Linked DNA regions of Homo sapiens: regions 1 and 2 are each linked to region 3. The links are chromatin loops, found by intact Hi-C in ENCODE. Cell type or tissue: endothelial cell of umbilical vein. All regions are shown on one strand.

What was found. A loop is a pair of places that touch in the nucleus more often than their neighbours do. Peaks named below come from ENCODE experiments on the same cell type or tissue, not always from the same donor. Only the 100,000 strongest peaks of a DNase experiment are listed, where the experiment ranks them.
Region 1: a loop joins it to region 3, with 6 times the contacts of the local background. A loop is called at or near these places in 2 of 110 quality-filtered maps.
Region 2: it touches region 3 in a loop (8-fold over the local background); 4 of 110 quality-filtered maps call a loop at or near these places.

What each region holds. Positions count from the first base shown.
Region 1 is chr9:81,583,296-81,591,295 of GRCh38, forward strand. It overlaps TLE1 (TLE family member 1, transcriptional corepressor), which reads right to left. Exons shown (of 20, transcript NM_005077.5): 16 at 7,510-7,757; 17 at 4,386-4,533; 18 at 2,210-2,360; 19 at 1,153-1,229; 20 at 388-1,010. The coding sequence ends at 903. It overlaps LOC105376106 (a long non-coding RNA gene), which reads left to right and starts at 4,380. Exons shown (of 2, transcript XR_929993.3): 1 at 4,380-4,581; 2 at 6,608-6,815. In endothelial cell of umbilical vein, no CTCF peak of the experiment used is centred here; DNase peaks (open chromatin) are centred at 2,126, 4,546 and 5,076; H3K27ac peaks cover 1,613 bases.
Region 2 is chr9:81,539,536-81,547,535 of GRCh38, forward strand. No RefSeq gene overlaps it. Among named protein-coding and RNA genes, the nearest start is that of TLE1, 150 kb to the right of the region's middle. In endothelial cell of umbilical vein, no CTCF peak of the experiment used is centred here; DNase peaks (open chromatin) are centred at 4,376 and 7,176.
Region 3 is chr9:81,386,305-81,394,304 of GRCh38, forward strand. No RefSeq gene overlaps it. Among named protein-coding and RNA genes, the nearest start is that of TLE1, 300 kb to the right of the region's middle. RefSeq lists an enhancer at 3,080-3,653. In endothelial cell of umbilical vein, no CTCF peak of the experiment used is centred here; DNase peaks (open chromatin) are centred at 3,377 and 4,307; H3K27ac peaks cover 3,198 bases.

The DNA of each region.
Region 1 (8,000 bases), 200 kb after region 3:
GAAGAGGAGATTGGGCCTTCCTAGAAAAAGGAATATTTTGCCTTCCAATGAATCACCAGAAAAAAGTAGAGCTTTAATCTTTGACCTTGAATCACAATAGTATCATAACAAAAGAACAAATCTTGATGAAGTAATTTTACTTTCCTAAAGAAAACTGTCATTAGTAAACCTTCAATTACTCACAATTCCTAGTCTTGAGCTCCCAGTAACTCAAGCTTGTGAAGGATTAGGTTCTAATGCAATGGGAGCCTACCACCAAATATATTTATAAAATAAGCAGTGCAATTCAAAACTTCCTCTACAAATGTATAATCTTTGCTTATAAAACCCACATTGATGATCCCAAAGCTTTAATAAAAAACAATAAAGAAAGAAAAGGAAAACCACTTATTGGTACTAAAGCCTTTACTGTAATAAACCAAATATATTTACAATTTATACAAATGTTTAACCTTCAACAAAAATACAAAAAAACATTTCACAAGATGCAAAACCAGGAAACAAGTTCATTGGAGACACCACTGCTCTACAAAGGACGGAAAGTGAGGTGAACTGCAAGGAACAGAAAGGTAATCTCACACTTGGGCAAGGCGTGATCCCCAGATCACCCAGAAAGAAAGAATGGGCTGTCATGTGAGTCGGCAGATTCCGTTCCTCAATCCTACAACCCATGGCCCCTCTGTCCGCTTGGCCTTGGTGCTCCATTTGGTCTATGTAGACAGGTGACTTTCTGCTGATGGACTTGTCGCCTCCTCTTTGTAGACTCAAAGTAGTTTTCTGTCAAGGTTTGGAAACAGGTGTTTGTAATTTTTTTTCTCTTTTAAAGTTACAACTTTTCTATTTCTATAAATTCGAAACATTTTGGCCCAATTCAACTATAAACGTTAAACCACATAATGTTTTCAGTAGATGACTTCATAGACTGTAGCCTTCTTGTCCCCCGAGCCAGTGACTATGTACTTATCATCCACAGAGATGTCACAGCTAAGCACTGACGAGGACTCTTTGGACTGGAAGAGAAAACAATGGACATGTGTTTAATGTGGAACAACGGTACTCAGAGGCCCTGCTCCCTCGGAGGCACCTTCACTCCTGGCTTCAGAGGCGACACTGTGGTCAAACTGTGGATCTAGGTGAGGAGTACTTACTCACCTGGAATATGCTGGCTCCATAGGGGGTCCGCCAAGCATTGAGGAGGTTATCTTTTCCAGTACTCACAAACCATTTACCTAGAATTAGCAAAGGAATATCTAGTTTTCACAAGGTTAAAATTCCTACTATACAATTAGCAACTTGGACTTAATCAAACTAAGAACATTTTTAATATATGAACTATCATGCCCTAAGGACTGGTCCATGATATGAACAGAGGTTTTAATCTGGGCTCCTCAGTGATTTATCAGTGATCTTGGGTATAATCTAAGAGGTATCAGCCTCCTTAGTCACTGGATACAGGACTAGTAGCATCATATCCAACACACGGTAACCCTCAAATATAGAAATCAATGAAGAATGTGTTCTATTTTAGTCAGTCTCCTCATGATAAAATGGGATTAAAGATTCCCATCTTTAATGGGAATTAAAGGATTAAACATCCAACTTAAGTAAAATGCCAGTCACATCATATAGCATGAAGAAAAATGCTCAATAAGTGATAGGCACTCATCCACCCATCCATCCATCCATCCATCCATCCATCCATCCATCTATGCATACTGTGAACAGATATCTGCCCATCTGCAGCACACAAGAAGGGTCACCACATGAACTTCTTCCCTCTTCATCCTCACTGTAGAGTAGAGTGTAACTAAGTGTCTGCGTATACCTAAATATCGACTTCTCTAACCCTGGATTCCTCATCATGGCCAGCTCATAATGACTTCCACTGCCCCTGCTCCATTCTTCAATAAATTCCCGCCCACCCCTCTTCAGAGTAGAAACTCATTGTCGTCTCCCAACCCCTCCAAAACAAACTTGTGTCCAAACCGTGTATTAGGCAATCACATTGCCTGCTGACTTTTCTCAAATTAGCAAAACAGACTGAAACAGACATTGCTGTGCTCTGAAGGGCATATTAAAACAATAGAATTATTGCATCCAGCTGCTCGGAGAACATTTTTTCCAGATTATGATCTCTACCATATTTTTTTAAGAAGCATTTTCCATTTGGGCCATCAACGGCCTCCAGTTTCCTTTCGGCTGAACTCACCACAGTAAGCAAATTTCAGGGACAGCACGCAGCTCTCATGCAGGTGCAGCTGGTACTTGTCAGGCTTGTTCACGTGCAGCACCTCCACATTGCTGCTCTCCATGCCCACTGCCAGCCACTCCCCGGTGGGGCAGTACCCCAGGGAGAAGATCTACAAGGAGCAAGACAGGCTCACTCATTATTCCGCCTGATACACTTAGGAAGGGAAGACGCAATGTGAAAAGTGGGGAAATAGCAAGAATGGGGGGAAGTAATCAGCCAAGTCCAGACTGTGGGGAGGTCCACAGGGCAAGTGATCTAACGCAGATGAACCAAGTGTCAAAACCTTTAGGAAACTGGAAACATTTGAACCCCTCTGTCTTTTGGGATAAAATTAAGAAATGATTCCTAATAATAATGGCATTCATCTGTACATTTTAAAGGAGGCTTTACCTTTTAGAGACACTAACTGAAATACGATCATATATCACCTATCAAGGGGGATACATTCTGAGAAATGTGTCGTTAGGTGACTTTTTTTTTTTTTTTTTTGAGACGGAGTCTTGCTCTGTCGCCCAGGCTGGAGTGAAGCGGCGTTATCTCGGCTCACTGCAAGCTCCGCCTCTTGGGTTCACGCCATTCTCCTGCCTCAGCCTCCCAAGTAGCTGGGACTACAGGCGCCCACCACCACGCCCGGCTAATTTTTTGTATTTTTAGTAAAGACGGGGTTTCACCGTGCCAGCCAGGATGGTCTCGATCTCCTGACTTTGTGATCCACCCGCCTCGGCCTCCCAAAGTGCTGGGATTACAGGCGTGAGCCTCCGTGCCTGGCCTTGTTAGGTGACTTTATTGTGTGAACTTCAGAGAGTGCACTTACACACACCTAGAGAGTGGAGCCTATCGCTTGTAGGCTACAACCCTGCACAGCATGTTACTGTACTGAATACTGTAGGCAACTGTAGCATAACGGGAAGTATTTGTACATCCAGATACATCTAAACATTGAAAAGGTACAGTAAAAATATAGTATTATAATCTTAAGGGACCACTGTCACATATGCGGTCTGTCCTTGGCTAAAAGGTTATATGGTGCATGGCTGTGCTTATGGATACAATGATATGCTGCTAGAGTTTATTTTAAAATAATCCAGTGTCTGGGGGTGGGAACGAGAGTTATCATATGGCCAAATAACTTCAAGCTGAGCGATGGGCATGTGGCATTTATTGTACAATTCTCTGTGCTTTCATAAATGCTTGGACATTTGCTGTACTCATATGTATTTGAGAATTTCTCTAAGAAGTTTTAAAAAAAGGCAGAACAAAAATTGTATCCTGCTTATGTTGGGAAAGAGTGAAAACAGCAAGACTCTAAGAAACTCAACAAAATGTTAACAGGAATATGAAATTTAGAAGTATATATGCTTGTTTTCTGTTTCTGTCCTAGTTTTCTGAGTAGAATTATTTTTATTACAAAACAAGGTAAAAAATAAATGCCAAGTCATGATCGAAAGAACAATTCTACCACCAGAAAGCATTTAAAATGGCAAACACTGTTTTTTCCAAAACAAGTCTACATTCAGACATTGGACATCAAAATACTTTTCACAATCTACAAAGTTGCCATTTATACATTATTTCAAAAGTCTGCAAATCTAGTCAGCCACCAGTTCATTTTTTAAAGGATGAGGAATAAAATGGGTATCACTGAGGTATCTGTGCATTTTTTTGAGCTCTCTGGTGCGGGGTAAATAAATGAACTTTCAGAGGAGCTGTGACTTTTCTCTACTCTTAGTGACATTCTGCAGATTTCTCAAGTTCTATTTATTTAGGAATCAAAAAATCATCTCCTACTCCTGCATTAGATGGTGAGAATATGTGCCACAGATCAAACACTGCTGAAGGAAAACTATACATTCTTCAATGTACAAATCCCTTAAACAAACTCATATGTAAATATAACAGAGAACACACCTTAACCTACAGGATTCTAAAAACCACTCTAGTTTTGGGGAAGGTAGGGGGAGGGTCGTGAAGGAGGAGGTGGTGGTCATTGTTTTTAAATTAGTTATCTCAAATTCAGCCCTGATCTGTTTGTCCAGCCACTACCATCCTAGGGTAAAGGAGGGAGGGTTGTGAGGAGGAAGACACACCCCAGCCACCTCCCAGACTCCAGGGCAGGCGGAAGCCACTCAGTCACCTGGGAGGTGAAGTCGTGCTGCTGCAGCTGCCGCCCCTCGCGCAGGTCCCAGGACCTGACTGTGTTGTCCAAACCACCCGTCCAGAGCTTGGTGCCATCATTAGAAATGTCAATACAGCTGGCTCCGTCTGTGTGGCCCTGGAATTGCCTGATAAAACAAACCAGATTGAATAATGATTTCCTGCCAGAGCTCAAGGTAAACACTGTTGTGTTGTTAGTTTTGGACCGTGTGTGTGTGTGTGTGTGTGTGTGTGTGTGTGTGTGTGATCCCGCCAGTGTCTGCTGATGTGCAAGATCAAACTAACCTTCCCCTGAGGAGGAGGGGAAACAGCACCTGCGATTGTCTTTCCCTGTTTTCCACGATCCAAGTGCTAAAGAAATGGAATGCCACTGCAGGTCACTACCCAGAACTTAAATATGCTACTCTGACAAAACCGTCTGGAAGGTAAAATTCTTTCCAGGTCTGGAAAAGTGTTTAATTGTTAAATAGAAAATAAAAGACAAACACACAAAATCCCGATTGTATTCCTTATGGGAAGATAAAGGTCTGTTCTTTAATCGTGCAGGCCTGAGTCCGTGAGAGAAAGAAATGGGGACGTTACAAGCACAGGGTGTACAGAAGCATTCCTGTTTCCATGAGTGAATCAACACAGCAATGCCCTACGTGCCAACAGAGCATGAGCTCATGTATTTACTCAACCTTGCTTTCTGTGTTAGAAAGAGCCCTGCATTAGGAAATCTGGACTCCCAGAGACAAAGGGTCACGCATGCCGGCCTCCTGACCTCAGAGGCATTGGGCAGAGACACAGGTAATTGCTGAGGCAGACCCACGGGCACCTCAGCAAGACTCTGCCTCCAAGCGGAGCACAAGGTTGTTCTTTAAAGAACCTTGTGCTTCATTCAAAAATCGCCATCAGAAACGATCAGCCAACAGGGATCTGCTGAGCACAGATGCTGTGCAAGGCAACTAGCAGAGCTGCTGAGGGGAGGTCAGTGTAAGCCCCAGCAGGGACGGTGACTGGTGGACTCAGTTCTGCATGCTGAGAGGAAGGTGGTGGGGGAGGCAGCCAGAAAAGGCGAGCAAAGTCTAGACCCACCCTCAGAAGCAGGCGGGATCCAGTAAAGAACTGCGTGGGAATTTCAACACTGAGAAGAAAGTTACCATGCTGCTTCTTCCTCCAGGATCCCCACACCTTATCATTCCTGTAGAGCTCCAAACTTTTAACCTGAGCTTGGATTTTAAAGAGTGCAAGGGAAGGAAAAAGCACCACTACTGCCCTAAATTCTAAGCCAAGACGTGAACCATCACTTTTAAAATCTTCTCTCTGCAAGCCATCCCCAACTTCTGCACTTTAGGATCCAGGTTGAGTCCTCTCTCCTGCGGCCGTGCAGCTGGACCTCCAATGTTTCCGCTTGCTTCCCAGACATCCCCACAGAACACCCAGGCCTGGAGCAGTCCCTGCTTCACTTGGTGAAAGTGTTGCTTTCCTTCCCTTCAAACAGCTCTGGAAATCCAGTGACCCTCTGACTTCTTTTGACCTTTCTAACTCATGAAACGCTGTTCCTCCTTGACTGAAAACACCTTCCTCTGCTGACATACAGTACCTGGCAGCTGCTCCCCCATCCCTCTGCCCTCTCTCCGTCCATATACTATACTCCAGCATTACTCTCAGGCACATCCTATGACTGTTCAGAACGTGCTGGGTTACAGTGGATACAAAGACATTCAATAGGCTTTACATGGCCCTATTACATGCAGCAGCCACTAGCCACCTGTGAGTGGTCCAGAGAAAGATTTGTAAGACGCTACCCCATTCTATCCAACAGGTATTTACTCCCCAGGAGCCGGCACGGAGCAAGGGTTCAGAGTACAGACGAGAGCAGAATGCCTGGGCCTCAACTTGGCTCCACCACATCTGACTGTGTGACCTGAAGCCAGTAACTTACCCTCTCTGAGCCTCAGGCACTTCCTCTATAAAATGGGGCAAATAGCAGGACAGACGTTATGAGAACTAAGTGGAGGAATATTTGAAAAGTGCTTAGAATTGATATTTTGAAAGTGCTACTTATGGAGTTTTAAAAAAAGAAAAAAACAAGTAACTTTTGCTAGGATAAAAGGTGGAGAGGGCGTTCGGCCCTGGCTCCATCATTCCATTTTGCTCACCTACACTACCCAGCAAACAGAAGAGGAAAGTAACTGCCGCACTGTCACCCACACGCAGGGACCGGGCCCGGCTCAATGACACTTCATGGATTTCTACAGCGGAGGTTTGAAGAGAGTGAGCTGTCATGATGACTTCTGGAGCCCGTCCCTTCTCTGTGCAGCATGAGAGGGGACTTACCAAACAAGCCACAGACCCCAAACTGCACCATCCGCAGGGACGGCTTCCCAGCAAAGATGAAACAAGAGTAAAACATGTACTCATTTTACCTTTCATGTTTCATTCATGCTTACTTTAAAAAGACTTTTTGAGAACAGCTCTGGTGTGAGCACTGACTTCTGAAGGGAGCATTTGGCGGGGGAGCTGAGGAGAGACACATGGGTACCAGAACTGCAGCTGCTGCTAAGGTGACAGGGCTGATGCCAGAAGGCCAGGCAGAGCCCTGCGGGCTCCTGGGTGGAACCACCCCTGGGCAGGTCTATTTCATTATTGAGATACTTTAAAATCATTTTGTAGGCAAAATTCACAGAATCTCCTCTTCTCATGTCCCTTTGTTGATTTTCTGTTATCTTTTATCAGTTGGCTCTTGTCTGCACCAAGTTCTAGCCAAAGCCCAAAACATCTAGTATCAAGGGCCTTTTGTGCTGCCGTGTAATCCACATTAGGCCACCCCTTGGCAAAAGCCAGAAATATTTTTAGAACAAGTTTGGAGTCTGTATGTGGGCTGAAGAATTGGCACATTAAGGAGATAGAAAGTCTCGGGTGACACCAGGCATAGTAATAAGACTGTAAGCCCCCCAAAGGCAGCAACACAGTTGTCTTTGTTCCCTCATCACCTAGCCCCATGCCTGGCATTCAAGAGGCTCTTATTGTGTGGGCTGCAGGCAGCCAGAGAGAAGCAGAGGTGATAGGCCCAGCTGCTAAAGAAGCGAACCCCTCCTTAGACGACCATCTTTGCTCACCTCACTAGTGTCTGGTTGTGCAGATCCCACACAGCGATGTTGCCGTCGCTGCAGCATGAGAAGCAGACCTTGGAATCGGGGCTGATGGCCAGGGCGTAGCAGGCGGGGGCCGAGGACGTCAGCTCCGCCTTGATGCGCGGGGTTGGAGCCGCCAGGTCCCAAATGGACAAAGTACTGGCTTCCCCTCCCACTATGAGAGTGCAGCCATCGGGTAGCAATTTACAGGAACGGATATAATTGTCTCTGTTCTGTAGAATAAACATAATTCATTGCTATAATGAATTACCGAGCAATCATAGCACCATGTTCTCTAATGGCTGTCTTGGTTTTTTGAGTTAAGAGTGGTGTTTCATGGACACTCTAACAGAGCAAGAGTTCTCTAGTCAAGATTGGGGTCCAAGTACAACTGTCTCCTTCAAAATAGTAAACAAAACAAATTCACAGGAGCTTAGGTAACTGCTTCTGGTGTCCTGCATCACAGAGCTGAAACT
Region 2 (8,000 bases), 150 kb after region 3:
GGTCACCAAGCTGTGATAGAAAAGAAACCACATCAGATCTCTGAGGCTGACATCTACATTCTGACTTACGGCGGGTCTGTTTTTTGAATTTGGAGCTTCCTGATCAGTTTATCCACTCATTCAAAAGCAGAAGATTCCTCTACACTCCCACAAGAAATGTGTTTGTGATTTCTTTAAGGCCAAAAACAGTCTCACACACATAATATAAACAATAATTATATGGTGTTTGTTTCCCAGACAAAACTCCAATTCCAGGGACCTGACTACCTCTGTCACTACATTCTTGAGCTACAAGATTAGCTCATGTGGGGTCTTTTTTTTTTTTTTTTTTTTTTTTTTTTTGAGACGGAGTCTCGCTCTGTCACCCAGGCTGGAGTGCAGTGGCGTGATCTCGGCTCACTGCAAACTCTGCCTCCTGGGTTCACGCCATTCTCCTGCCTCAGCCTCCAAAGTAGCTGGGACTACAGGCGCCAGCCACAACGCCCAGCAATTTTTTTGTATTTTTAGTAAAGACGGGGTTTCACCGTGCCAGCCAGGATGGTCTCGATCTCCTGACTTTGTGATCCACCCGCCTTGGGCTCCCAAAGTGCTGGGATTACAGGAGGGAGCCACCGCGCCCCTCTCATGTGGGGGGTCTCTTAAAGGGGAACTCCCACATACAGATTAACCTCCTCTAGACACCTTCTACATCTGCCCCACCCCCCTGTTCACGTAGCACCTTGTGCTTCCACTTGCCATGGCACTAACACACTGCACAGCCACCCCACACAACCAGCTATTTTAAGGCAGGATCTTACTCATCTGTGGAGCCCCAGTGCCTCCCACAGTGCCTGACACACAGTTGGCACTCAATTAACATGTGCTCTATGAATGAATGAAACAAAGTTCAGGACACCAGTCATGATATTTTAAGTCTGGTGCAAGCCCACAGTGTCATATGAGATGAGAAGGCCCGTCTCCTTCATCAACAGGTGTTCTGTCTGTTCTTCCTTCTCCAGTCACTGGGTGCTGTTCTGAAGCCGAGTGAGAGACCCGTGTTGTACAGCTGTATGCTCAGTGACTGATCTAGTGCGTCAGCTTCTCTGAATTGTAAGGACTTCAGGGGCAGGGACCACGCTATATTTATCTTGGATCCCCTATCACTGTTTATAGCAAGTGCTTGATGGATGTGTCTTAAATAAATCTGATCTTTTAATCTATAAAACATTATTAGACAGTATGTTTTATGCAATGGAATGAATGGGCCCTCTTAAAATTTATATGTTGAGAGGTGGGGCACGATGGCTCATGCCAGTAATCCCAGCACTTTGGGAGGCCGAGGCGGGTGGATCGCCTGAGGTCAGGAGTTCGAGACCAGCCTGGCCAACATGGTGAAACCCTGTCTCTACTAAAAATACAAAAATTAGCCAGGCGTGGTGGCACATGCTTGTAATCCCAGCTGCTCAGGAGGCTGAGACAGGAGAATCTCTTGAACCTGGGAGGACGTTGCAGTGACCCAAGATCGAACCACTGCATTCCAGCCTGGGTGACAGAGATGAGACTCCGTCTAAAAAAAAAAAAAAAAAATCATATGTTGAAATCCTAACCCCTAATGTAGTGGTATCAGAAGGTGGGGACACTGAGAGGTAATTAAGTCATGAGGGTTAAACCTCATGAATGGGATTAGTACACATATGAAAGGGACTCCAGAGAGCTCTTACACCCTTCTTCTACCATTTGAAGATATAAGGAGAAGATGACAGTCTACAACTGAGAAGACAGCCCTCGTCAGAACCTGTCTATGCTCATACCCTGATCTTGGACTTCCATCCTCCAGAACTGTAAGAAATAAGTTCCTGTTGTTTATAAGCCACCCAATCTGTGGTACTTTTTTATAGAAGCCCAAACTAACTAAGATACCTTATAATACAAATGACTGAGAATTCACAATATATTCTTGACTGGAGAAGTGAACAGTGATTCTTCTACTTTTTAAAACTCGGCCAGGTGCAGTGGCTCACACCTGTAATCCCAGCACTTTGGGAGGCCAAGGCAGGCAGATCACCTGAGGTCGGGAGTTTGAGACCAGCCTGGCCAACATGGTGAAACCCTGTCTCTACTAAAAATACAAAAATTAGCCGGGCATGGTGGTGGGTGCCTGTAATCCCAGCTACCCAGAAGGCTGAGGCAGGAGAATCGCTGGAACCCGGGAGGCAGAGGCTGCAGTGAGCCAAGATCGTGCCACTGCACTCTCGCCTGAGTGACAGCAAGGCTATCTCAAAAATAAACAAATAAATAAATAAAAGCCCACTGGTGACATGGCTCTGTGGCCCTAGATTTCTCCAAAAGAAAGAAAGAGTGAGATAGAGAGAGCAGGAGAGAAAAAAAGGGGGAGAAATGTGAGAGGAGGGAAGAAAATGAAGAGGAGAGGTTTTTCAAAAAGAAAGAAAGGAAAGACAAATAAATAAAAGAAACCCCATAGCTCCATGTCTAACATGAAGAATGGTGGGATAATAAAGGAAGTAATGTTGATGAATATAAAGTGATCAAGTAAGCACTATTTTTTGAAGATGAGACAAAACAGGATTTAGAATTCTATTTCCAGCAACATGGCAGACTAATCCCTCCGGGCATAACTAAAATGCTGTATAAAATATTTAAAATGTCATTGGAATGCATGGCTTGGCTGGCAGGAAAATATATGGATGGATAGGAGGCCAGAGATGAAAAGTGTGAATCTAGAAAGATAAGCAAGCAGTAGAGAAGGCATTGAAGAGCCCTCAAGTGGCCTGTAGCTCATATTTTACTGGGCTACATCCAGTACAAGTTGGGGCTCTAGCAAAGAAACAGGTCGGATTAAAGAGCTTTGGCATAAAACTGGTTCCTCCAAATATATACATTCTCAGAGTGTAGGGGAAAATTATTCCACACACTGCAGAGGGTAATGTTTGGCATTTATGCTTCTGTTGACGTTGGCTTTGGATTTGAGTGAAGTAAAAAAATAAAAAAAAATTATACTGTCCCATTAAGGATTTCTAAACACAAGCCTTATTTGTGTGAGTTTGATGTCAGAATTTTCGTTGTCTGCATGACTCCAAAAAAAAAAACACACATACTAAAAAACAATGTTTTCTTTAAGTGGTCCAGCCGTCACATCCACATGCTATGAAGTTGTACACACCAATTCTGGCCAGAACTTAGTCACATGACCATGCTTAGCTATGAAGGATGCTGGAAAAAGTAGTCTTTATTATGAGTTCCAAGGTTCTATTTATGAAGAGAAACTGAAGAATGAATATTGAGGGTGGGGAGTGAGAGTAAGCTCCGCCTTGATCTTCAAATCCTGAGACAACTCCCAAAGAGAGAATTAAGGCAATACTTTCTCCTTGGACATCTTTTTGTTTGTTTTTATGAGATTTATTGTGGAATAAATCAGTTTTGTTTTGTTTCAACTTTTCTTTTCTTTTCTTTTCTTTTTTGAGACAGAGTCTCTGTTGCCCAGGCTGGAGTGCAGTGGCCTGATCTCGGCTCACTACAAGCTCCACCTCCCAGGTTCACGCCATTCTCCTGCCTCAGCCTCCCGAGTAGCTGGGACTACAGGCGCCCGCCACCACATCCAGCTAATTTTTTTGTATTTTTAGTAGAGACAGGGTTTCACCGAGTTAGCCAGGATGGTCTCCATCTCCTGACCTCGTGATCCACCGGCCTCAGCCTCCCAAAGTGCTGGGATTACAGATGTGAGCCACGGCGCCCAGCCTCGTTTCAACTTTTCATTTAAAAAGTATAAAAATAGGCCAGGCACGGTGGCTCACGCCTGTAATCCCAGCACTTTGGGAGGCCGAGGCGAGTGGATCACGAAGTCAGGAGTTCGAGACAGCTTGGCCAACATGGTGAAACCCCATCTCTACTAAAAGTAAAAAAATTACCCTGGCGTGTTGCCGCGCACCTGTAATCCCAGCTACTCGGGAGCCTAAGGCAGGAGAATTGTTGGAACCCGGGAGGCAGAAGTTGCAGTGAGCCGAAGTTGCGCCACTGCACTCTAGCCTGGGCGACAGAGCAAGACTCTGTGAAAAAAAAAAAAAAAAAAAAGTATAAAAATATAATATTTGAAATTGAGAATCAATTTGTTAAATAATAGGAAAAAGGAAAGAAGAATTCAAGAGCAAGAAATTACATAAAGTGCAATTAAGTTAAAGTTCTATGTCTAGGAGAACTTGCAGTCCCTAGGGTAGACAAAGCTGATCAGAACTGAAGCAGCCTTACTATTTCTTCTCTATTTCCTTCATTTTGCTCCTCATAACACAAGTTTCCTCAAAAGAGTGTAATGGTAAAGCCCCCCTGCAAAGCTAGAAAAACAGAGAAGTAACTGAATGGTTTCCTTTTAATGGAATGTTGTTTTTTGTTCTTTTTTGTTTTTTTAGGTGTCTGACCAAAGCATAGGAAATTGCAAAGTTAAACTTTTTAAACTTTTTAAAAGGGATATTTTCTACAATCAGATAACATCTTTTAAAAACAGACACACAAGCTGGGCAAAGTGGCGTAGGCCTATAGTCCCAGCTACTCAGGAAGTTGGGGTGAGGAATCACTGAGCCCAGGAGCTTGAGACCACCCTGGGCAACATAGTGAGACCCCATATCTAAGAAAATCATAATTATTATTATAATAAAATTAAATTTAAAATTATTTAATTCATTCAAAAAATAAAAACACATACAGATAGCTAATGCTCTAAATTTCTTGGTGGAAGGCAATTGTAAGTTTCTCTTTATAGGATTAGCTATACAGTATAAAAAAAAAAATCAGAGCACCAAATCTGAAAGTCCACAAGAAGGGCCTATGTAATTTCTCAGAAATAAGGAAGATATTTTATTTTTGTGTAGTGCTTCAGCTAATCTACAAAAAAAAAAAAAAAAGTTAAAACTTGCTGTTGGGCAATTATCAAAATGACAATGACTGGCGGGAATGATTGTCTTGGCTAAGGCAAGAGTGGACTAAATCACTGGCTGATTTGGGGTGCAAAGAGGGAACCTCCTGTTGAAGTCTCTCAGACATTCACACGATTCTTTCACACTTGTACATACACCTGTAGACACACACCTGAATGTGAGTCACAACAACCCACTATATGAGCACAAAAGATTGCTGAATGATTCAGCCCTATTATCTGAAACTTCAGATTTCAGATCTATACTTAGTCCATGAAAATGGACAGCAATAAATCTTTATTTATTTATTTATTTATTTATTGAGACAGAGTCTTGCTCTGTCACCCAGGCTGGAGTGCGGTGGCAAGATCTCGGCTCACTGCAAGCTCCGTCTCCCGGGTTCATGCCATTCTCCTGCCTTAGCCTCCCAAGTAGCTGGGACTGCAGGCACCTGCCACCACACCCGGCTAATTTTTTGTATTTTTAGTAGAGACAGGGTTTCACCGTGTTAGCCAGGATGGTCTCGATCTCCTGATCTCGTGATCCACCCGCCTCGGCCTCCCAAAGTGCTGGGATTACAGGCATGAGCCACCGCGCCCGGCCATGGACAGCAATAAATCTATCATAATATAGTACTGCAAGCGGGAAGAAAGCAAACAAGAAAGGCTCTGCTAGAAATGGGCTGCTTTTTGAAGGGTAGATATGATCGATATATTTTTATGTACATTTTAACTGAATCGAGATTTATTTAAGTTTATTCTTTGGAGCAGATCCTGCAGCAATCCTCTGCACTCCAGTCATCTTTCTTTTTCCTCTATTTTTGAGACTCCCTGGATCTGTGATAGTAAGGCACCAAAATGTAGAATTTATCCAATGGGCTTAACTTTCTGAAGGATTGGGATTATGAAAAATATTAAATATTAAAGATATTTCACTAAGTCATGACTTGATACGGGTATATTTTTGAGGATTGTTTTCCATTCAATTTATAGATCCATATAAAAAGGCTTTAACCAAATAGGGTTTTATTGACCTCATGTAAGAAGTCCAAGAGTAGGCCATATTATTATTATTATTATTATTATTATTATTATTCTTCTTCTTCTAAGATGGAGTTTCGCTCCTGTTGCCCAGGCTGGAGTGCAATGGTGTGATCTCGGCTCACCACAATCTCCGCCTCCCGGGTTCAAGCAATTCTCCCGCCTCAGCCTCCTGAGTAGCTGGGATTACAGGTATGTGCCAACATGCCCGGCTAATTTTGTATTTTCAGTAGAGACAGGTTTCTCCATGTTGATCAGGCTGGTCTGGAACTCCCAACCTCAGGTGATCCGCCCACCTCGGCCTCCCAAAGTGCTGGGATTACAGGCATGAGCCACCGTGCTCGCCCTAAGCCATTTTATTCTATTTCTATCTTTTTTGTCTGCCTTCTTTAGCATTTTGCTATCATCCTCGGGGTCTCATGATAGTAGCTATTCCTCTGGGCATCACGTCCACATTCCAGGCAGGAAGAAGAAAAAAGTGACAAAGAGGAAAAGGGTGTGACAATATCAGGAAAGCAAAACTTCCCTAGATATCCCTATAGAATTCAACTTATGCCTCACTGGCCAGAAGTGAGAGAAAAGCTGCAGGGAAGGCTGGGAAATGGGCTGTTTTTAGTAGACACATTGTTACCACAAACAAATCAAGGTCTTGATACCAATGATGAGAAAGAATGGCATGAAATTTAATGCCAAAATTCTAGAATTTCAATCCACGGAGACAGTAATTTGGCTTCTCAGGGAAATATCATATTTACTTTTTGCTCTCCATGAGCTGACACACAGTATGCAGTCTTTCAAAAACTCTTTATTGATCTCCTATTATGTCCCGCGTGCTATTTTAGATGCTTGGAATATATCCAGATAAAAATTCTTGTCCCCTTAGATCTTCTATTCTAGCAAGCAGAGACAGTTTATAAACTATAGTTGCAATAAATAAATAAAGTCTACAATTTGTTCAGAGTTGATACATTCTATGGAAATAAGCAAAAATATAGCTGAGTAAAGAGAATTAGTAGTTGTGGGTGGAAGGGTGGAAGGAATGGGTTGTAATAAAAATAACACAGGAATTATGTATTAATCTGTTCTTTCATTCCTTCGACCCTTCTGATTTCTGGAGAGCACAGTGTGTTTTATCTTGAAAAAAACATAGTTCATTATTTTTTCAACTCCCATTCTTGGAAGCGCTGAATCCACTGCTGTTATTTACACAAGAAATGTCAACGATTGTTTCAGGCAGTTTGGTAGGCTAGACAATGCTTCACACAGGGGGAACTGTTTGCAATTTACTTAAAGGGTCTAATTCCATAAGGAAGAAGGAAAATTCAGTGGGGAAAGAAAAAGAGCAATCAACAAAGAGAAAATGCTGTCTTGACCTTGAGCCTTTTGAGTGTCAGAAGCACGGCCTTTCTGAGGAATGTGGCTTTTCAATAGGCATAATGCTATTGGATTAACTCTTCTCTGCTTTAAATCTTAAAAGTAAGAACTATATACACACACACACACACACACACACACACACACTTACAGTTTAGATTTTTTTTTTTAAATTCCAAATCTAACAACTCCCAGGGGATTGGGATTTGATTGATTTTATTTAAAGTCTGGGTGGGTTTTTGACCACTAAATATTTGCTTAATTATCCCATCAATGAAGAGTGATGCTCTCATTAGCAGGGGTTAGAAGCCCATCTGTGTTCTCTGGCGGTTTTTTGTGCAGGACTGTAAACCTGCAAATTGCATGTACAGTTGGGGAGTCAGAAAACTGTAATTGCAGCTCTGATACTCATTATCCCATGAACTTGGGTAAAGTAATTTTCCCCCCTGGGTCTTGGCCTATCTGTGCACAAATTGTAGTTAATAGTACTCCACAGCAATATACAATTTCAGTATTTTATGGTAAGCCAAAAAGCCTTGCCTTGTGTGCTTCTCACTGGCAAAAAGTGATGCCCTAACAGATCCTGAAGTTGAAGTTATTACACAGAACCAAAGAAACTGCCACACAATTGGAAAGCAAGAGGCATCTTATCACTTGGGAATTTGCAAACTCAGAGATCACA
Region 3 (8,000 bases):
ACTGCATTTACTAAATCCTGGCATTTGGAGAAATTCAGTCTGCAGACAAAGCCAAGCAAAGATAAAAATGTGAGATGGTTAGCCAGCTGGATGGATGGATGGATGGATGGACAGATAGATGGATGGATGGATGGATGAATGAATGAATGAACAAATGAATGAAGTAAGTGGCAAGAGATGGAAAGGCACCTGATGTCAAGTGCTTGGTTTCAGTTCTTGAGGCCCTGGGAACTATACTATAATTTCAGTCCTATGAGCTGCACTTATTTTCTTCCAAGGTATGTGAGTTAACAAATTCCCCTTTTAGCTTGAAATGTTTAAATTGAGTTTTGGTCACTGGCAGGCCAAAGAGTTCTAAACAATGCATTCTATGTAAATACAATGCTCCTTTTGGCACCAAGATAATGCCTTTCACACTGAAAATAGGCACCTCTCTGAGGATCAGTTTCAAGGCTTCTAGGCTTCTAAAACTCAACTCACTTGCTAATCCCACTCTCCATGCTCTGCCTAGTCTTCTCTTTGCTCCAACTTTATCAAACATTTCCCTAGTCAACAGCTAAATAGCATGGCACCAAACCTTGCAACAAAGTTTTTTCTTTGTCTCTTTATGACTTCCCCATATGAATATTTCCACCATTTCCAGAGATATCCACAAGTATATCTGTAAACACTCCTTGAAAACTCATTGAGCATCTTATCCTATAAAGTTCCTTGAGGCCTTCTGGGTTAAGAGAAGTACTAATAAAAGTCATGGCTTTCCTATGTCATTGGTTCCAATTTGACTCAAGCCAGATGCTACCTAAAACTGAAGCTATGATGACTTTTGGATGACTTTCTGTTGTGAGTGTGAAATAAGTCACGGTTTAGGGACTATGCCTAGCAGGTACACACTCATGCAACAGAAGTCAGTATTAAGCCTCTCAGCTGATAGGGAATGGGCTGAGTTCAGAAATAATTTTCTTATTATTTCCTTATATTTTCTATAAAGAAGATATGTCTAATGGAAGAAGGGATGGACAGAGAGAGGAAGGAATGCAGGGAGGGAGGCAGGGAGGGAAAGAAAGGGAGGGAAGGAGGGAGAGAGCAAGGAAGGAAGGAAGGAAGGTTGGTTCTTCATTTTGGATCCTGAAAAAAAGAAAACATCCTTATAGATATGGAACATTTTCAAGGATAATAAAAAGTCCACATTTTAAGATGGATGCTAGAAAGATTAAATTCACCAAAAATAGAAAAGCAAACATACTATATAGAATGATGTCATATAACACACCTACCTTCTATATTGAAACAAGTAATTAGTCAAGAACATGCCACAGAGAAAGAAATTCATATAGAGCTGTCACGTTTTATAACCTATGTTCTAGAAGACAATAGTTTTCCCAAGTCTAATGTGACAACACATGTCTGTTTTATACAACATCCATTTCCCAGACATGCTCCTTGGACCTAATGAAAAACAGCGTGTGCCACATGTCTGGGTTCACCACAGCAGGCTGCATCGTTGAGAAGGCTTCTTCCATTACAAGCCTGTCTTTAAAATATGGTTTCTAAGTCCTCTGGGCTAATTAAGCACAGCTGGGTGTACATCAGCCCCAGTCAAGTGTGACGATTAGGCTGGCGAGAAAAAATCAATTATCATTAATCACTAAGTCCGTATAGTGACTTCTAGAGGTGCTAAATGGGTTGAGCAGGGCGATGGTGATTCTTCTCATGGAGCGACCAAATGTTTGAAGTGAGAGAGAATGAATCTTCAAATGAATCACCTGGATGGGAACATCAGAGGCCCATGTGTTTACAGAATAAGAAACACTGATTGTAATGAGAATAAAGTGCATATAATTTTTCATGCATTGCACTATCATCTCCAATTCTGGCTCACTTTGGGGAGCAAGAAGAGATGCATATAACCATTGCTACCACTTGTTATCACCTGAATGGTGTCTCTGTTGAAGTTTGTTTAAAATCTCTCTTTTAGAGTGAATATATATTCACTTGTAAAGTGTTTTCATTGAGCAGGTTTTTTTTCCTTTTATTGGACTATTCCCTACAGCCTTATGATGCATTGAGAGTTTGTGCCTTTTCTGAGCATAGTATTTACCGAAGCACTTGCGTACGCCAATTTTGTTTCATTTATCAAGACCTCCTCTCCTTTTTAAGAAAATGGTACAAAGGTTTGAGATCTCCATGTGAAGGACAATTAACATGGACATTATATTGCTTTGTATAATGTTTCATTTTGTGTTTGTTTTCCCCATTTTTAATTTTCCTTTGCTTGGAAATATTTTGTCGTGCTCACAATAAGAATGGCTTATCAAATAAAGTGGCCCAGTCTCTCATTTCATCAGTGGACATTAGTTTAGAAGCTGTTTTTCTGGGGCCCTATGCTAGAGAATGCTAGCCAAGATGTGCCTGTTTCCCAAAAGTGAAGCAATCCCTAGTGTTCTTTCTCATCCAAAATGAGTATGGAGATTAATTTAGGCAACCACAAGCTACACATTGCCTCTCTCACACTCCAGCTGAAGACAAGTGACAGTGTAGGGAATTCATTTGCAGGCCAGTTTGAAATGCAAAAGGTACAGTAACAGGACAAGAGCCTTAAGCAGGTGAAGCAATTTTCACTTTTCCCTCCTGAAACTTCAACTTAAACATTATGTTCACTGTAACCTCACCGTGTGAATTGCCTGTCTTTGGCCTTGGGATGCTCTTTAAGGATTCTTTGCTGGAGAACCAGCCTGGGGAAAGGTAGGCTATAAACTCCACCTCCATCACCAACCTTCTGCACCTACTTATTTTCAACCACAGTGCATGATCACTCTCCTCAATAAACTTTGGAACCACTTGAAAGGAAAAACAAACAAACAAAAAACCCTACCATCTAAGGTCAAATTTCCTTCTCTTCTTTCAAAGTCAGGACATATGGAGAAAATGAAAGACATGTCCCATTACAGCTCCATTCCCTTTTATCCTCCTAGAAACAGCAAGTTTAGAGATCAGGAGCACAACGGGGAAGAGAGTTTAAAGGAACAGGCTGAGAGAGGAAGAGAAGCAGTCATGCCAAGAAGAGATAGAGAAAAGGGGGAGAGATGGAAGGCACAGGGGAGGCTAGAAGGCAGACATACAAGGGAAGACCTGGACAGAACTGTAAAGGAAGCTGAGATGGTCTGTAGTTCTCCATTCTTCTGTATATTCTTCCTGTCACTCTTAGCAAGATTCAGCTCCCAGCAATCTCCTCTTACCCACCCATTCCCATTGTCTGGAACAATGCCCTTTGCTACCAATGATCCCATCCACATCAGAACATTATACACTTCCTCATCCACTCACTAGACTGGATTGTTACGCTCTGTCTGGCCCTTCTGTGTCCCGTAGCCTCCAGCATGGCAAGGACCCAGCATGTACTTAATAGATAGTTACAGAATGAAAACATAACTAGACAATGAGGACTGGTGGATGACTACGTAGCTTTGGAATTTGAGGATTTCTTTACCTCATGACCCAAATGACTAATTTTCGTGGAAGAAATCACAGGCATTTGGCAGGCCTCAGAGTAGACATCATGGTTGCTCGGGCTTTGGGAGGATCTTCAATTTACACCAAGGCAATGACCTACTCACCAGCCCTAGAGGGAAGAGGGGAAGGCAACAAAAGCTTGACTTGCACAATAATAGGTGGTAATTCTCGGCTAGAGCTCACAAACACAAACACATGCATATGCACACACATTTACAGACACACACTCCCTCCAGTTCTCCCCTATCACAATGGACTGATGTCAGAAATTGTAAAACCATGTTACTGAAGATTTTGAATACCCTGGTATGGCTATCACCTTAAGCCCTCAATCATTTATACCATAGTGTGAATGTATGGTTCTGGACCTGTTCTCATAGAGACTAGAAAGAGAGAATGGCCAGTACTATCAATCTAACTGGGAGACCTAGATAAGAGTTTAGGACTCAGATAAGAAAAGAAAAGCGTTCAGATGCCCTTCAGGCAAGTGGACTAGGTATGTTCCTCTAGACAGAAACTTTTGGCTGGTTAAAGCAGACACTCACCCAAAATCTGTGAGGCTGATACTCACTCAATCACTTAGAATGGCTGTCTTCAATTCAGCCTTGTGAACAAGATGCCGTTGTGTTTCTGACAATATAGGTGACCCACATAAGAGGGCAGCTGTGGCAAAGAGCTGCCTCACCATCTGAACCCATGTTCTCTAGCAGCAGATTTTGCCAAAAGCTCATGTCCTGAAGCCTAGGCCTGGCACAGTTTAAGCAGACCCTGAGTGGAAGGAAGTGTAGGCAGGAAGTGAGCAAAAGTGGGAGAGAGTGATTGTGCTTCTCAGCCAGACTGATTTTCCTGAACAATACATCACTGAGATCCAAGCATTCAACAGAGGGAAAACACAGACAGAAAAAGAGCCAGACACACACACACACACACACACACACACACACACACACACACACACACACACCAGCAGCAGCAGCAGCACAAACCCAGAGAATAGGAACACCTCAGAAATCAAAATAACTGTTAAGTGAGGACAGATAGCCAGTAAAAAAAAATCCCCTGCAGCCTGAGACAGGAACACAAAGCCTTCTGGAGATGTGCCACAAATGACAAGATTCTGACCCCTCCTTGCTTGTGGAAGAGTCTATTGACCAGCATTGGAGAGAGAGGCCAGCACGGCTGGGACATCCAGTCCAGGTGCTTTTTCAGAAAAATCCACTCCCTCGGTGCCTTCTTTGGCATGAGTGCTGCAGGGAGCTGGCCCCTGAGCTAGATGCGCAGACAGTTAGACAAGTGTGGCAGAATTTTAGAACAGAGCCCTTCATATCACACTTGTCAATAAGGGGTTCATATGATAAGATAACAAAGCTAGTAGGAGACACAACCTCCCATGAGCAGAACTTACAATGGCAATACAGGAGAACCTGTTCCACCAGTCTTGAAGCCAGCCACCCACTTAGAAAAGATAAAGAGGAAGAGATAGTAGTCAGAGAGGATCAGTGAAGGATATCTTTGGAAGAAAGTTACACCCTACAGTGAATGCTCATCATAAGGGGAATCCCATTATACAACTCAGAGGCACCTTTCCAGTTGTATTCTATGCGTTCTGTGTTCTGGAGCTCCAAAGGCTGTTAGATACATAGAATGAAACATGAATGCTGCCCCTAGAAACATACAAAGCTACAGCCCGGTCCCACCACACCACTGTCCTTTAGGGAAAGGGGCAGGGAATGCTGCCCTCTCTCCATACATCTCGTAGGGAATCTGCACATGTTCACCCAGAGAGCTTTGAAATGATTTGCTACTGGGAGATGAAAAGACCTGCTGTCTGACTCATACCTGAGAAAGTCTAAGCAGAATATGGGCAGGTTTCTGACTCCAGCCCACAGAATTAAAAGGTGAGGGATGAGTTGACTATTTGGGTGGCAAAGCCAGAAGTGCATTGCAGCATGGAATCTACCTGCAGCCCCAGCACCAACTGCAGCAAGGAAGGAGAGCAGGGTGGTAGTATATCTTGTGGGCCAAAAGTAGACTATGCAGGAATGCAACCCCACATAAGACCTTTTTCAGGTTGTTCAGTGGTCACTCAATAAAGTAGCATCAGCCCAGGCTAAGGCAGCTGTAGAAGAAAAGGGCAGCAAGGAACCTCTAAAATTCTTACAACATTGCCCACTAAAGAGCCAGCTTGAACCCTCTGCAAACCAAGAGAGAAAAAGACACCAGCCAAGTAAGAACTGCCTGTCCCTTACATTTTCTTCCCCCTGCTCTAATCAGCCCCCTTCCCCAGTCAGACAGCAGCTAGCTAGTGGAAGGGAAGGTAAATGTGGAGAAAACAGCATGAAAAGCCATTAGGCTCCCATGCACCACTGAAGGCCTGGCTGGAAAAAGGGGAGACGGAAACCTGTATTGGTTTGGTACTGCTGCATAACAAATTACCACAATCTTAGCAGCTTCAGACAACATCCACTTAATATCTCACAGTTCTGCAGGACAGAAGTCCTGCATGGCTCTACTGGGTTCTCTGCTAAGAGTCTCACAAGGCTAAAATCAAGGTGTTGGCCAGCAAAGCTTTTATCTTGAGGATCTGGAAAGGAATTCACACCCAAGCTCATTTGGTTGTCGGCAGAATTCAATTCCCTGTGGCTCTAGGTCTGAGCTCTCCATTTGCTGGCTGTTGGCCAGTCACTACTTTCAGTTCTTTATGGCTCTCGGGTCCTTGCACATGGCCCCATCCATCTTCAAAGCCAACGATAGCTCATCAAATCCTTCCCAGGCTTACAATCTCTCTGACTTCTTCTGCTACCAACCAGAGAAAACGCTCTGCTTTTAAAGGGCTCATGTGATTAGATTGGCCCATCTGAATAATCTCCCTTTTGCCATTTAAAGTAACCTAATCACAAGAGGGATAGTTTATCATATTCACAGATTTCACCCTCAGTCAAAGGAAAGGCAGTTATACAAAAGTGAAGTTCACTGGTGGTCATTCTTAGAATTCTATCATTCCACAAACACTGAATAAGGTTGGAAGTTTTGATTATTCCTTAGTTTTGAACATTCAAATGACTAAATCAAGGATCTTTTTGCAAAACAAAGGAATTGTGGAACTGTGTATTAGTGGAGAATGAACGGAAAAGTCTGTGGTTCCTGTAGTTTTCATGGGGTGAAGAGAAGAGATAGAATAGGAGATGATCATCAGTGAATAAGCTTCAACAACAGTGGGAGACACAAAGAACTGAAAACAGAACTATTATTCGACTCAGCAATCCCATTACTGGGTATATACCCAAAGGAAAATAAATCGTTCTACCAAAAAGACACAAGCACTTGTATGTTCACTGAAACACTATTCATAATAGCAAAGACATGGAATCAACACCATGGAATACTACACAGCCATAAAAAAACAAGGAGGGGGCAAGGGCTGAAAAACTACCTGTTGGGTACTATGCTTAGTACCTGGGTGACAGGATCAACAATACCCCAAACCTCAGCATGACTCAATATACCCCTGTAACAAACCTGCACATGTACCCTCTGAATCCAAAATAAAAGTTGAAATTTTAAAAAAAGAAAGGATGTGGAAAGCCAAAATAAAGCTGATATTTTATTTGCATCATGGGCCATGCTTGTAAAACATACAGTTTACCCAAGGAACATAATCCTAGAGAAAGGCATGAATCAAACCAAAATAATGTATGCTAACGATGGTAATAGCAGAGTGGGTTATTAGAAGCAGAAATAAAGTGCTACAAAGACAAGATCCCAATGACTAGGATAAGAATGCCCACGAATCTCCGTGCACTGCAGGGAATCCCATGGTTACACGGAAAACATGAGAAGGGAGCCCAGAAAGCTATGCCACGAGATTAAATCCGGGTCCTAGCTCTGCCCCTAATGTCTAGTGCAAACTTGAGCAAGACCCTAGCCTCCCTAAAGGTCAGTGTCCTACCAGGAAAATATAACAAGAATGCATGGGATAGCGGGGCATACACTCCAAAGCAGTTTACAAACTGGAGGCCCAGATGCTCTATCAGACCCACAGATATGTTGTGTTTGGCCCATGCAGTGCTTTAAACTATATAATATCACTTAATACCAGCATTGAAAAAAGAAGCAGATTTCTCATTTAAAAAGAAAAATCTAGATTCCCAGCTTTTTTTTTTTTTTTTTTTTTTCGAAAAACCAAACATTTGGAAACACCGGGCCCACACTCTGCATGACAACATTCTGTAGCTTGGCATTGGCTGGCCTCCTCCAACATGGGTTTGGGTGCTCCAGTTCTCCACCATCCCCACCAGGCAGGCTGCAGTCACTTGGGAAATCTCATTGAGTCCTGTTGGCACCCTCCTGTTTGACTTTGCTCTAAAGCATTACACAAGTGTTGGCTGTTACTACCTGTAAAATGAGGTCACTGGAATGGATGACTTACTTCTGCTCTGAGAGGCTATAATTCCAGTCCATAAGATGGGTTCTTTGGTCACTTTTCCCAA